Regions from separate parts of the Homo sapiens genome. Here region 1 is linked to region 2. Evidence: read pairs that join two places in POLR2A ChIA-PET (ENCODE). Cell type or tissue: B cell. All regions are shown on one strand. Each heading gives the region's core, and the rest is flanking DNA. Links, peaks and the distances in the headings are about the cores only.

Region 1 (2,915 bases), core at 201-2,700, 1.0 Mb before region 2:
ACGTAACACAGTTAAGAGAAATAATCGTAAGAGAACAGTGACGGACAACTTGAGAAAAGCAGTCAAGTTCCAAGGAACTGACAGCAACCTGCAAAGAGGAAAACAGCATCTCCTCACCTGCGTAAAATTGTCTCAGCTTCTGTTGTTTCTCAACTGAGGTTCGTAAACCCATCAGGATAATCCCTGGAGGGAATAGATCCTTGCACATCCAGGGCAAGAAACATGTCCAAGTTACCCAGACCATTGATAACAGTTGCATTTAGGTTGCACCTGGGTAATCTGGCATAAAAGATCTCTCTAGGCCTCACTGTTGCGGTGTCTATCCCTTCACCTCCATTGAAATCAGCATTTTGGATCTAGGTCTTCATGGAATCCTTGAGAAGAGAGGCCTTTACAATTACCCAGTTCTGAGGGTTCAGGTTCACGAAAAGAAATGCAACTTGGGATAATCATGAACAGGTTAAAGATAAGATTTCAAGAAGCCATCTAAGAATACAGAACCAAATTGGATCCATTTTTTTAAAAAAATGGTTTTGCATGGAACCTGGACCAAGGCAAATGTCTTTTCTTCGCAGAATTGTTTTCCAGGATGCCAGTGGATTCAGATAGCAATGCTTGGAGTAGAATCCGTTACTAAAATAGTTTCAAAGTTGACAAAAAATTTTCAAAGATAAAAGCAGTTTTACATTGGGGGTTGCTGAGGTAGGCACAAGAAAAAGTCAGGCATAAAGCACAAGGCAGACTGTTTGAGTGGATTGGTTGCTGCTCACTAAAGTTGTTCCCCTGATCTCTAAATATGGAGGTCATTACCAAGAAATGCTTTGGTATGAATGAGAGCCAGATCTCCACTGTGTGAGCCAGTGAATTATGGCTAATTCGGCTGTTACAGCCACTGGTTGGCTGGATTTTAAACCATAAAACTTGAAGATTACCTACAAAAGTAACAGTGTGGCTATAAGCCTGAGCTTTAATGGATATACATCCTCACAGAAAAGTTGGAAATAACCAAAACTGAAGTCTTAATTTACCTTCAGTTTAATCTGTGGATTTGTTCAAATACTAAAGATCCTCAGGTCCAGAATTCCAGCATCATTTATTCTTTTAAAATTTTTAAGAACTTGATCCATTGTATCAGTACCTCACAATCAGAGTTGGCAAATGATGGATGAGTGATTCAAGCAGTGCACCCGGTGGAAGCTGAAATCCATCTGTGAATGGAACTGAAGTGAACGTGAATATGCTGACTATATCCTGGAAGCATTTTTATACCATCTTGAAATTTCAACAAACTGGCTTTTGCCAGTTAATCCAGCTGTCTTTCAAGAATAAAAGTTGGGGTTTTCAAGGATCGCCTCTTCTATATTTTAAATGGATTTTCAGTAGAAATGATTTTTACTAATCAAGTTAATCCCACCCCATCAAAAGGTATTCCTAGAAATGTCATAGACCTAGGTAACTTTGAATTGAATGGGAGCTAACGTTCTTTCCAAAGTTTTCAGGTATTCTTTGTGTGACACCTTCTCAACCAGGAGGCAAGTAACCCCGCCTCCACAATCTTAGTATTTTTTTTAAACTGCATGCCTGCCCCTTATTTGAGCTGCCTTTTTAATTTATTGCATATCCTTTTTATTATCTTATTTTGGTATTATTCAATCTATACAATCTTTTTGTATTTATTGGGAAATGAGTAATATACAAAAAGGTTTTCATGTATTTGTGGCTGAGAGGGCGGGAAATAATTGTGTACATAAAATTAGGCTTTTTTAAAAAAATAGATTATGATGCAGAATATTGTTGATCTTAGATTAAAAAGTGGAAGAGCCACAAACATTGGTGCCCTTTTCAGACTATTTCTCTACTCTCATCATCCACAGTAGAATTTTTAAACAGATTTTTTTAAAGCTTTTCTTTTAAATTTTTCTCCGTTGCAAAGAATGTTTCCTAAATTGTATGGGAGCAATAGTATTTTTGATGTTTTAATGACATCCGTATACTTGTACTGTATTTTGTACTACAAGGCAGCTGTTTTTCAATAATGTCCTGCTGTATTTACCTACGTGTTTTGAGTGTCTATTTCTTTGCTGCGGAGAACAAATTCCTAAATAGTTTTAGTAAAGGAGCTGAGAAGCTAGCATTAGGTTTGCAGAAACTATTTAAGTTTCAACTCTGAGGCAGCAATGAAAATTTAAGTTGCAGCTATTAGTTGATTGCTGTAACTTTTTCATTTTCAAACCATGTACAATTCTTGTATAGACCAACTTGTTTTCTTGCTTCAGTGGTGGTTCTGTTGCTCAGCTGCAGTGAGCCAGTTCAATTTTGCAAAGGTGCAGTACCTCTCCTTTTTAAGGGGTTGGTTTATTCTTTTTTCTTTTTGTTTGGCTGAATTGCAGTAACTAGCCTTGCCTTTCTATTCTGTAGAAATGACAGGGTCTTCACAATCCTTCACCAGTGGCTACTAAGCTATAATTAGCTGAATAGAAAGAATGTGGAAGTGGTCTGAGGCATATAGAGTATATGCCAAGAACACTACCATATATGGCATCAGCTTTGGTTACCAGAGAAATTTTCTTAGTCATTAGACCATGTAACAGTAATATATCATATGTAAATCTTTAGATATCAATTTGAAAATCCTCCAAAAAAAGGAGCAAAGAATGCATAAGCTATGTGTTGGCAAAAGTAATTTATATTAAAATTTTGACCTGCCTATGTAAGATTAAGTGGTAATGTCATAGTGGTGGGTTTTTAAGTCTTAACCAATCTCTAAGGTTTGTTTCTCCTGCAAGGGATGGTTCATGGCCTCTCTTCCCACTGCAGGAAGATTGCAGAAGGCTGTGGATTAATTGTAGCATTTCACTGATCTTCACTCCAGTCACTAGGGACAATAGAAACCTGCAAAACACAGATTCATTCGT
Region 2 (2,915 bases), core at 329-2,828:
ATTAGGGTGGTGTTGCTATGAGTTCTCACAGAACCCTCAATAGCTGGCTCATCTCCCTAACGGGATATGTGGCTATCAGGGACTCGTTAAAAACAACAACAAAACCCACAACTGCTCTCTCCCTCTGCCAGGCACATCATACTGTACTTCTCACAACCACCATTATTGTCCCCAGTTTACAGATGAGAGAAACCGAGGCTCAGAAGGTTCAGTCACTTGTCCAAATTACACAGCCAGGAAGCATTGGGTCCACGATTTGGACTCAGGCAATTCAGATGCCACATCCCATGTTCCTCACCACCTTGGAGCAAATTAATGAAACTTAACAATTATAAAATTATTGAACATTATGAAAACTTTAAAAAATAATTGTCAGTTGAAAAGGATTTCTTAGGAAATGTTGAAAGTTCTTACATTTGCAAAGTATGCATTGGAGGGCACCTCATCCCTGTTCTGTCCCTTTATTCAATATGCATAACAGTTGGGGGCCGCAGTTCCTAAAAAGTAAGAATAAAACATTTCTGGTGAAGTGGACATGGAAGACCTTGTCCTTTTATTACGGGTTTTTTGAGAACCCACCTTCATGTAATCAGAGGAATCTTGGTCATGGGAAATGGGCTGGACTGAAGTCAAGAGACTTGTGTCTTGGTCCCTCTTTCCCTCTTCTCAGTGTGGTCATGGGCAACTCATTTCCACCGTTCTTCCATTTCCCCTTCCCATGGATCATAATCCAGTCCTCCCCCTGACAGGAAACCGCAGCAGTATGCAAGTACTGTACCATTAAGGGGAATGATGTAGACCCAGAACGGCCAAAACATTGGCAATTTCACATCACTCAACCAAACACAACCCATCATTGATTAAATATTCTCTTGATCCTAATAGCTCTATAAGGTAGTACTATTATTAAGGCCCATTTTATAGATAATAGAACTGAGTCTTAACTGTACAAAGATTGTTATACATGGGTCTGACTCCAGAGCCCGTGTTTTTTCCATGACCGTGGTGACTTCTAAAATAAAATATCCCGCGTTGCTATTTTTCCGTTTGACATTAATAATTACTGGATACCAATAATAGTGGCGACGCACTGGTTTCAGCATTACAGGCCCTGCGATATTCTCACGAATCTCCTTGCCCTCCGGCCCCTTCCCCGTACTTAAAATTTTCCTTCCTCAGGGGCCAGTCACCACTGTGGTCACATGTGGCAAACCCATTCTTGCATAACTGCGTAAGTCATCCTTGAAGAATTGGGTGACGTTTTAACCAAAATATGTTTCTTCTTTATTTGTGGATAAAAGTCTGGAGGGTTTTTCTGTTTTGTTTTTCTACGAATATTATTTGGAGGCATAACTAGGACCTGGGGAAACGCTTGGCTCCTCTTCGAGCCCCGAGGGTGCAGGTTGGGCAGGGCGGGCTCCGGTGGGCCGCACACCCATCACCCGTACTAGCGTGAGGTTGTCGAAGAGAAAATCTCACGTTTCGCATCCTCAAATTTCCGGATCTGAAACCCTATGCAAGCAGCAACCGCGGGAGAGCGAACAGCGGCGGGATGAGCATTCACAAGGCTGAGCATTCACAGGGCTGCGGGGAAGGCGGGAGTAACAGCTAGCAGCATACCGCGGCCCCGCCCCGCAGAGGCCCTGCCCCGCCCCCGCCAGAGTACAGAGTACGAGCTCCGACTTGGTCTCGTCCGCGGTCGTCCCCACCCCTCAGCGCGCTGTGGTACGTCCCGCGCTCCGCTTGGCCCAAGATGGCGGCCTCCGTGTGCAGCGGGTTGCTGGGGCCACGGGTGAGTGGGGCGACTCGGCAGGTCCCTGCGAGTCGGAGGTGGGGTCCCTAGTTTCCGCCTCACGCGCCCTCCCTCCACAGGTGCTGTCCTGGAGCCGAGAGCTGCCTTGCGCTTGGCGCGCCCTGCACACCTCCCCGGTCTGCGCCAAGGTGAGCACCGCCGGGGCAGGGGCCTGGGGGCCTGGGGGCCGGGGGGCCGGGGGCCGGGGAAGCCGTGCGGGCTGAAGGGGGCGTGTCGCTGGGGTCCGAGGCGGGGCTAGGGTCGGGGCTTAGGGATCAGGGGATTGGGGCCGGGGAACAGTGCCAGCTGACTGGGGGGACATGGCGCGAAGTAGGGGTCTGGATCGGGGATCTCGTGGAGTCACGGCCCCTTTTGCTCCTAGAACCGGGCGGCCCGAGTACGCGTAAGCAAGGGGGACAAGCCGGTGACCTACGAGGAGGCACACGCGCCGCACTACATCGCCCACCGTAAAGGCTGGCTGTCGCTGCACACAGGTGAGCGGACCCCAGGCCTCCAAAAGGAGCACTCAATCCGACTGTCATGTAAACAAAATGAACACGTGTCACAGGTTTTCTTTAACTCAGGAAATAATGCTAGGGTCAGAAATCTATGAAACCAACTCAAGGGAGACATAAAAAAGCAGAGATATATATAGATCAGGATGTTGAAACAAATTTGAAGATGGATGCAAAACTGACTTTTTCCATGGCAGGCAGGGACTCAATTGATCCTCCACTGAACAGAAATTATTTGCATGTCTACAGACAAGAATTATTTTGCATTCCTGTCAGTTATCTGTAATTTACAGAGCTGTAAAATAGCTCAGAGTCAAGGAAAGGAGTGAAACCGTTGCAGAATCTGATAACCCTGAACAGTGTGCTCTAAGGAATGCAGTTTTCCACTAAAGCACAAATTTTTCTCTGTAAATATATACAGACAACCCTCGTTATTCATGAATTCCATATTTTCAGATTCTTCTACTGACTAAAATTTATTTGTAAGCCCCAAATCAACACTCTGGGCACTCTCAAGGTCACTCTGAGATGTGGGTGGAGCTGCCACCCCAGGTGCATGTCCCGAGCTGAGGTCGACAAGGCTCTGCCTAGTTTCAGCTCTCGTACTG

The links. ChIA-PET counts read pairs that join two places held together with the same protein. Peaks named below come from ENCODE experiments on the same cell type or tissue, not always from the same donor. Only the 100,000 strongest peaks of a DNase experiment are listed, where the experiment ranks them.
Region 1: POLR2A ChIA-PET joins it to region 2 with 10 read pairs; 2 of 35 experiments call an interaction of 5 or more read pairs at or near these places.

Annotation. Positions count from the first base shown.
Region 1 is chr7:44,881,368-44,884,282 of GRCh38, reverse strand. It overlaps PURB (purine rich element binding protein B), which reads left to right. Exons shown (of 1, transcript NM_033224.5): 1 at 1-2,915. MIR4657 (microRNA 4657) reads left to right here and starts at 2,483; the gene lies at 2,483-2,535. In B cell, for the core only: no CTCF peak of the experiment used is centred there; no DNase peak of the experiment used is centred there; H3K4me3 peaks cover 1,334 bases; H3K27ac peaks cover 42 bases.
Region 2 is chr7:43,868,334-43,871,248 of GRCh38, reverse strand. It overlaps URGCP-MRPS24 (URGCP-MRPS24 readthrough), which reads left to right. Exons shown (of 7, transcript NM_001204871.2): 5 at 1,873-1,941; 6 at 2,175-2,286. The coding sequence ends at 2,263. It overlaps MRPS24 (mitochondrial ribosomal protein S24), which reads left to right and starts at 1,732. Exons shown (of 4, transcript NM_032014.3): 1 at 1,732-1,792; 2 at 1,873-1,941; 3 at 2,175-2,286. The coding sequence starts at 1,754. LOC124901620 (a long non-coding RNA gene) reads right to left here and starts at 1,603. Exons shown (of 2, transcript XR_007060296.1): 1 at 415-1,603; 2 at 1-301. RefSeq lists an enhancer at 1,251-1,370 and silencers at 1,601-1,660, 1,961-2,020. In B cell, for the core only: no CTCF peak of the experiment used is centred there; DNase peaks (open chromatin) are centred at 1,688 and 2,358; H3K4me3 peaks cover 1,889 bases; H3K27ac peaks cover 1,195 bases.